Linked DNA regions of Homo sapiens: region 1 is linked to region 2. The links are chromatin loops, found by intact Hi-C in ENCODE. Cell type or tissue: K562. All regions are shown on one strand. Links, peaks and the distances in the headings refer to the core of each region. The heading gives the core; the rest is flanking DNA.

The links. Peaks named below come from ENCODE experiments on the same cell type or tissue, not always from the same donor. Only the 100,000 strongest peaks of a DNase experiment are listed, where the experiment ranks them.
Region 1: a loop joins it to region 2, with 2.6 times the contacts of the local background. A loop is called at or near these places in 2 of 110 quality-filtered maps.

Annotation. Positions count from the first base shown.
Region 1 is chr1:64,831,733-64,836,113 of GRCh38, forward strand. RAVER2 (ribonucleoprotein, PTB binding 2) reads left to right here. Exons shown (of 12, transcript NM_001366165.2): 12 at 1-1,500. It overlaps JAK1 (Janus kinase 1), which reads right to left. Exons shown (of 25, transcript NM_002227.4): 23 at 4,366-4,381; 24 at 3,664-3,774; 25 at 1,497-2,925. The coding sequence ends at 2,830. Among named protein-coding and RNA genes, the nearest start is that of RAVER2, 89 kb to the left of the region's middle. In K562, for the core only: a CTCF peak has its summit at 2,551; no DNase peak of the experiment used is centred there.
Region 2 is chr1:65,018,926-65,023,326 of GRCh38, forward strand. It overlaps a transcript of JAK1 not described here and the pseudogene RNU6-1176P. Among named protein-coding and RNA genes, the nearest start is that of LINC01359, 19 kb to the left of the region's middle. In K562, for the core only: a CTCF peak has its summit at 2,049 (motif pointing left); DNase peaks (open chromatin) are centred at 2,036 and 3,076.

The DNA.
Region 1 (4,381 bases), core at 382-4,381, 190 kb before region 2:
AAGACTAATGTTTACATTTTTAAATGGTTGGAGGAAAAAAGAAAACTTATGACATGAAATTTATATGAAATTCAGATTTCAGTGTCCATAAATAAACTTTTATTGGGACGTTGCCATGCTCATTCATTTACGTGTTGTCTGTGGCACTCTTACGCTACAAGGGCAGAACTGATTAGCTTCAACAGAGACTGTATGGCCTACAAAGACCATATGGCCTAAAATTTCAAGTATCTGGCCATTTATATATAGTTTGCTGATCCCTGATCTAATAGCACTAATTCTAATAGCAACTATTCCTTTCAATTCACCTAAAGACAGACCTTTAGCCTTTAGACAGACTTGTAAGTGGAAAGGAACATGGGTTTCTGTGCTCATTTCATAGCGTAGACTAGTAATGATCTAATGACTAGAATGGGGCCTATTTTGATCACTAAATGCCCTATTATTTCCACAATATAGTATAGTAAAGCAGTCAATACTGCACTTTCTGATGGAGTCTTAAGGAGTCACAGTATTTATAACCATTTTGAGCTAATAAGCTATACCTCACTCTCTGCTTTCTCTCTCACTCTTTTTGATAGTGTGTTAGGGTGAAAAATCAGTTATTTAACCCAATTTACTTGTGAAAGAAGTTTTATCTTTATGGACTATGATGACTTTTGACATCACCATTTCTTGAAGACCTTGGTATTAAATGCATGAGAAACCTTTTGCCATCTAGAAATTTCTAAGTTTGTTTATGTTATAAGACTGTAATTAATTGATAGGGAATTTGGGATCTCAATCCGGGGCTTTTTGAAATCAGATCATTAAATATCTCGTCACTTTGGGGACTTGTTATTTTTAACTATGATGTGGATATCCTGTTTTAATTATGAAGTCTAGAATTGGTACATATGTTGTATGCTTTGTAAAGAATTTCACTTGGTCTAATTTATTGCATATACTAGCTTCTGTTGGAAAATGACTGACAGCTAGAAAGTTTAAGGTAATTTCTAAGTATACTACCTATAAGTAACTGATAAGAATTAGGCATCATTCAGTGATATAGCAGATGACTAATGGGTTTTTCAGGCCCTGCACTTCTCTTTCCCATTTTCCTGTTGCATTCAGCCTCTTCAATGCTTAGTCACACCTCCACTATAGTACAAACAAACAAACAAACAGAAGAAAGGAAAGATGGTGAATTTTGCAACAGAGCTGCAAAAAGTCAGTCAGTCAAAGCAGGAAGAGGTTGAAGGAACTAAAACAAACAAACAAAGGTGTCTGGACTACAGCACAGTGGACATGCCATCCATACTGGCCTGTGCCCCGTTATCAATCACTGGGCACAACAGTGAAGAAGTGCAAATCAAGTGGTGTTTGTTTGTTTGTTAGTAGTAAGGACCGTAACCCACCCCTTCCTCCCCCCAAAACTATACTGTTATTTTTCTATGTAAGCAAATTGTTTGAAATGCTTTGAAAATGAAATCTTAATATTAAAAGGCATATGCATGTAAAGTCTTTAGTATATTTATTTGTATAAAGAGTAAACAAAGTGCATATAGAGTGGCCACAGGTTTGACACAGAGACCTTGGTGATGTAGGCTATGAACAAATTTAAATGGCAACTTCATTGCTGCCACTGAACCAATCCTGAATTTGGGCTCAACAGGTGAAAAGTAACAATATCAAACGAATACTAAACAGCATAACAAAAAGATTTTCAGACTCTTGGTCATAAAGACCGTAATCGTTCACATTGAATCAATGACTAAACATTTTTGATTACCCAGCTACCTCCAAGCAAACTGAAAACTGTCTAGTGGATCCTGAAGTCCATAGTGCCTCTAGCCGGGTCTTTCAAGTGTTGCACCACAGGGTGATGATTGATGGTAAAAACAGGGATCAACCCTTGTAGATCGGTGGTAAGTATGGAAACCCTCTAAGAACAGTGCAGCGTATGTGGTATTCAGACTGGTTGCATACAGCATTCAAAACCAGTGCTGGAATAGCTTGCCCCAAAGTGGTAGAGTTATAAAAGGATATACATTGACGTTTCTTAAAAGCATGTGTAATAGCATCCAGGTTCTGGGAATGAGTTCTGATTAAAGGTATACTGCTTAGGAAAGCACTGGCACAGGCTTAGTTCTTGAGAATTAACATGCAGCAAATTATCTATTCCACAGCTATCCCCCCATGTAGAACCAGCTTTCTCAAAAATGGGTGCTAGTGATCACCCAAAGGAACAGGAGCTAAGCCACTGGAGAAACAAAGTTTAAGTCCTACTGGTGAGAGAATACAGTCATTTTTGTACAGAAACAATATATACTACCTGGTATCTAATATTTTAAGAATGCATGGTCTAGTACTGTATAGATACTGAAATTTGAGGGCTAAGTCCATCAATCTTTCTTTATCTATGATTAATGTGCCAGCAAAACATTTCAGATCAGCTGGCAGCAGGGAAAAGCAATCATCTTCAGATATTATTTTGGTCAACTCCTCGTTTTCAAAAATCCCCTTTTGGTAATGCAGTTGTGATGGTGAACTAGCCAGATGAAATGGTGGTATATTCTTTCCACAAGGAGGAGTGCTTAAGTGCTTTCAAATATTTTGGTTGTCATTATGTGTCACTAAGTTACTGGTACCAAATTTAAAGAGGAAGTCCTTACACATATTAAGCACTACAGTGTGCCTTATACATGTATATGTACTGAAGTATGAGTTCAGTGACTTTTTGGACAGAACACAAACTTCTTTCATTAGAAATTTTTAAAAAATGACTTGGGCATTTGTTGCAGGAGAAGGACTTGATAATCTGTGGAATTTAAATGTTATTCATGCTTCTTATTTTAAAAGTGCTTCAAATCCTTCAATAAGGTTCTGAAAGCTTGTCCGATTGGATGGTTGGAATTCCCAGCATTTCCTCATAAGTTGATAAACCTGTAAAAAGAAAGAAGTAACAACAGTAAAAATGTTAGATCTGGGAACTTTAAAAAATAACAGAAATATCAAGAGTAAGAAAATAATTTTGGAAATGCAATGACTTTTCCTTAAAGACTAGAAAAACAAGAGTATTTGAATAGTTTAAAACACAGAAAATGGGATACAACTCTAGTTCATAAATAATATTTTAACATTTGAGAAGCTCAAGGGTTGACTGGCTGCAATAAAATCCAGGTCATTCCTGTAAACCAGTTAGAGGGTGAAGCAGAATCTCAGTTCAGACTTGAACTTTCCAGACTGGCTGCCTCACTCTCTGACTCATACTGTTCAGTGTGTCTTACACAGTCTCAAGAGTTTAGTATTAAAGGCTCAATTCACTTAGAAAACTGAATTATAAATGCTAATAAGTGGGATAAACTTACACACAAAAAATGCAATTATATGTATTTGTCACACTAAGGCTACACCAAAACCTGTCCCTCTGGGGCAAGCAAGTGGATAAAGAGGGGCTGGCTTTTGGAGGGAATCCTTGCTCTGAACCTAACTGGTGGCTATCATCTAGCCCCAAAGGCGATTTCTCAGTTATCTTATGTGAAATTCAGCTTCAGAAAACTATTTTACAAGGACTTCACTGCATCATTTCCTCGCTCTCCCCTCTACCCATTGCTGGACAACTCAAGCTGCGAAAACATAATAGAAATGGAGTGTTATTACTGTGACGTGGCCCATAGATACCTCATCTGGACAGTTAGGTGGGCACGGCAGGCGTTTTCCTTCTTTTAACGTATTCACAAGTCTTGTGACTGTCATCTGGCCATGGGTTGGGCCTATCATTTTCAGGAACAACTATATAAAATAAAATCAAACAAAACGTTTAACTTTGCAAGTATTTACATAAATGCCAAACAGATTAAGGTGAAATTTCTACAATCAACTGGAAATTTAAGTAGCAATAAAAAGGCTTTTCTCCTTAGTAACTTTAAATAAAAATCCAAAATCCTTATTAGCTTTCAATGATCTGTCTCTAACCAGTGTCTTAGACTCTACCAACCACTCCTTGTGCTTGTGCTGGTCAAGGAGTCTGTTCCCAAGAAAATGATCTGATTTAGGAATGAAGGAGGCACAGACAAGGCTGGTCCCTACCCAGTGCTACCCCACTTAACTTGCTCATTTTCCCATAAAACTGCCCTTCATCTCTACACAGATAAGATCCTTGAGAGTCAAGGTCATCCTATAGAACTCCGGGCTCGTTGTGAAAGCAAGACTTTAGAGATTCACAAATAACTGTCAAGTAGCAAACCAAGTTAATGGGAAAGTGACATTTTCCATTATAATACATTCATTGGATTCCATTTAAAAACAAAAGTTAACCAAGCAGAGGGATGGACACATTTTAAATGGGTACTGGATTCAAATGAAGAGAAAAGTAGGACTTACAGCCATGGGACTAGAA
Region 2 (4,401 bases), core at 90-4,089:
GGGTGAACCCAGGAGGCGGAGCTTGCAGTGAGCCAAGATCGCGCCACTGCCCTCCATCGTGGGGGACAGAGTGAGATTCCGTCTCAAAAAAATAAAAATAAAAATAATACAAAAAACAAAAACAAAAATCTCGAACAATCCTATGATCATTAAATAAGTTGAATCGTTTACAGAAAATCCACAAAGAAAATTCCAGGACCAGAAGCCTTTCATATGACTTCCACCAATCTTTTAAGGAACAAAGTATTTTAATATTACATAAACACATACAAGAAGGAACAACTCTCAAACTCATAAGACACTAAAATTCATGTGAAGACTATGTCAAAATAAAATTACAATCTAATTTGACCTATGGATGTATGTTGAAAAAAATCTGAAACAATATATTAGCAAACTGAATCCAGCAATACAAAAAGATAATATAGAAAAGCAAGTGTATCCTAGGAATACAAAATTGGTTTAATATTTGAAAATGAAACAATGTAATTTGTCATGTTAATAGAATAAAGGAGAGAACCCATATGACCCCCCCCCCAATATATTTAGGAAAAGTGAATGGTTAAAAAAAAAAGTCAATATGTATTCTTAATTTTAAAAATCAGCAAACTTGAAATAAAAGGAAACTTTTAAGTGAAATAGGGTACCTACAGAAAATCTGTAGCAAACATCATGCAAAATAGCGAAGTTGCTATGTCAGAAGATGTGAGGCCGGGCATGGTGGCTCACTCCTGTAATCCTAACACTTTGGGAGGCCAATGTGGGTGGATCACCTGAGACCAGGAGTTCAAGACCAGCCTGACCAACATTATGAAACCCCATCTTTATTAAAATTCAAAAATTAGCAAGGTGTGGTGGCAGGCACCTGTAATCCCATCTACTTGAGAGGCTAAAGCAGGAGAATTGCTTGAACCCGGGAGGCAGAGGTTGCAGTGAGCCGAGATCATGCCACTGCACTCCAGCCTGGGTGACAGAGCGAGACTCTGTCTCAAAAAAAAAAGAAGAAGAAGAAGAAGAAGGCAGAGCGTGGTGGCTCACGCCTGTAATCAAAGCACTTTGGGAGGCCAAGGTGGGCAGATCATCTGAGGTCAGAAGTTCAAGACCAGCCTGGCCAACATGGTGAAACCCCATCTCTACTAAAAGTATAAAATTAGCCAGGTGTGCTGGTGCATGCCTGTAATCCTAGCTACATGGGAGGCTGAAGCAGGAGAATCGCTTGAACCCGGGAGGCGGAGGTTGCAGTGAGCTGAGATCACGCCATTGCACTCCAGCTTGGGCAAAAAGAGCAAAACTCCGTCTCAAAAAAAAAAAAAAAAAAAAAAAGCTGTGTATAACTTTAGTTCTGTTAGACAATGCCACACTCTTTCAAAGTGGTTGTGCTAATTTATACTCTCAGCAACAGCCTATGAGAACTCTCATCACCAATCCACATTATCACCAAAAGACTGTGAACCACTGTCCTAGAGAAACTCTTGCAATGTGTACTACAGACAAGTACAAGAATTTTCTCAGCATCATTGTTCTGAGTAGCTTGAAACTGGAAACGATTCACTGTGCTTCTGGGGAGGCAGCAAAATTTTATATCTGGATCACAGTACTGGTTATGTAGATGTTCATTTTATAATCATTCAAACTGCACATATATGCTTTATGCACTTTTCTATATGTACTGCATATGTCTCATTTGAACTTCTACAAAGGCATTATATTCTTCAAAGAAACTTCACACACATTTTAATAAATCTTATCTGATTTTACAATTACCACTTGTGGTTCCTATAAGAAACTTGTCCATATTAGTTAGGGCTCCACTAGAAAAGAAATTATTTGTACAAATTTGGTAATTTGAGAAGAGTTTAATTTAAAAGGACCATCTACAAAGGTGTGGGCAGGGTTTAAGGAGCTCAAATGTGGTAACAAAATACTCTAGAACTAGTAACTTGGGGTGCCTTTCCCACCCTTTGGGGCAGGGAAAGAAAGCCTTTATTAGAACCAGGAGATAGAGCTATGTGGAGAGAGCTACTCAACTTGAGCTATGACCTCTAGTGGAAAGACAGAGCCAGTCCACACCACAGTGACCGCATACAAAGGGGATAAATACCCTGATTTTGCTCCTCTCCCTTCCCTCTCCCAATCTTCTGTCTGTGCTCCTTGTTGGTGAACCCAACCAGAAGCCAGAAGACAAGAGAATCTGTGGATGCAATGCATTTAGGTCAACCACCCAGAGAACCCAGCAGAATGGAGCTGGGCAAAGAGTAGATCCGAAGTGATGAGAAGTTGTTCACATGTCCGTCTGAATCTAAAGTGGTAGCCACTTCCAGTGTTTTTCTTTTAAAATACAAGGTTTGGGGAGAAGGAGAAATGACCAAGGGATTTAAATTATAGCTGTTATAATCCCTGCTTCTGCAGCTGATGACAAGGCGTACATTGGTACTCAAGGCTACCTTCTTCCACCTCCCACTTCTGTTCTTTCCTTCCATCGGCACTTCAGCAGGATGTGTTTTACCTTTTTCCTTGTCCCAGGCTACTTGTCCCATAGTAAAGATGCTTTTGCCTATTTTCCAAAGTAGATTTGGAGAGACCCAAACTTCGTTGCGTGTAGGATATGAGGCATTGATAATCTTGTCTTTATTGGGTGGCTGCACTTTTCCATTCACCAGAACAGTGGGCCAAGGAATGCTAAGAAGTTGTTCATTGAATCCCTGAGTTCTAAACATAGCTCTCCCTGTCTATCCCCGCTAGGTAGCAGCAATCTAATTACTGCTGTTAAGGATATATTACCCCTTTTCTATATATTGGTTCTATGACCTAAGGAACCCCTAATGCCTGGGGGTAAGACTTAGCTTCCATTTCATTGGAACCATGTCTATTATACTTCCCATTTTTTTAGAAGAGGACACTAAAACCAAGAGAATTTGCAATATTTGCCTAAGAGTGCATAGTTAGTACAACAATGGAACTAGAAGCTCAGCCTCCTGACTTTCAGACTCATTTGCTTCCCACATACTGGAGGAGTACAGCTGTGTCTTATCACTGTAACAGGTGGACATGGGAAACAGCAATAACACAACGTTAGACTGTGATAAAGGTGACTCAAGGGAGGGAGGAATACACAGTAGCAGATGTCCTCTAAATATTAAGGCACAGTAGAGAATAAGACATTTGTCATCCTGCCATCTCATTGTGCCAAGCTACAAGAGTAATGTTTTTGCCCTGTGTTTTTCCAAAGCAGGGCCTTTTCCAAAACAATTCAGGGTGATGACTACTTGAGTGCATTTTAATGTGTTTGCTAATGAATTTTCTTGATATTGGAAAATAACATTTTTCTTGTGTAATGTCCCCTCTCCTTTCTCTCAAAGGAGCCCACATTGCCATTTTTTTATTTTTTTATTTTTTCTTGGTCACAGAGAAGTCCATGCTAGTGAAGCAATTAAGGGCTCTTTCTAACCCATAAATCACCAACAAAATGGATATTCCAGTGCACCCATAGGGATTGGAGGGCTCATGTGAGGGAAGTTTGTAAATGACTCTGCATTTTAGGATTTCCATAGCCTTTCTGAGGCCCATTAAACTGATCAGTAGGTAGTAAGTGATGAGGCATAAGGCTGGGAGGTGGGGTGATGTAAAGAAAAAATTAAGAAATGAGACTGAGTCAGCCAAAGTGAAAATTTAGTTTGTAAGAGTTGGTGCCTCTTCAGACTTCTAAGCAACTTGAAGAAGGTAATCACCATTTTATTACTTTTATTATCTTCTTTATTTTTAGACTTTAACATAGTCAATAGTGGGTTGCAGTACCTTGCTAAGAGGGAGGAGAACCAACTTCATACATTAGTGTCATGCTAAAATATTCATTGGGAAAAATTAATATAGCATTTTATTTAGGGCTTTCAATGTGTATATCAAAGGAGAAACTAATCAGGGGAAATTCAGTCTATTCTTAAGTTGGTGGGGAATGATATTTTTTGATAGGGAGTTTTTCACACCTGTTAGATCATATAAATTCAGTGGATGCTTTTTTTCTCATGAAAAGTGAGGAAGCAGTAAACATTTAAAACATAGAATTTTTTTTCCTGTCATCCTTACACAGGGGCCATGCTAATCTTCTCTGTATCATTCCAACTATTAATTATTTTTAAGTGAAGTATTTAATACGCTGATGTTAAGGTTCGGTTCAATGACTTTTTTTTAAATTTTAGAGGTAGGGTCTCGTTCTGTCACCCAAGCTGAAGTACAGTGGAGTGATCATGGCTCACTGCAACCTCAATCCCCTAGGCTTAAGTGATTCTCCCACCTCAGCCTCCCAAGTATCTGGAGACACAGGCATACGTAGCCATACTGGGCTAATTTTTATTTTTTATTTTTGTCAAGCTATGTTGCCCAGGCTGGTCTTGAATTCCTGGC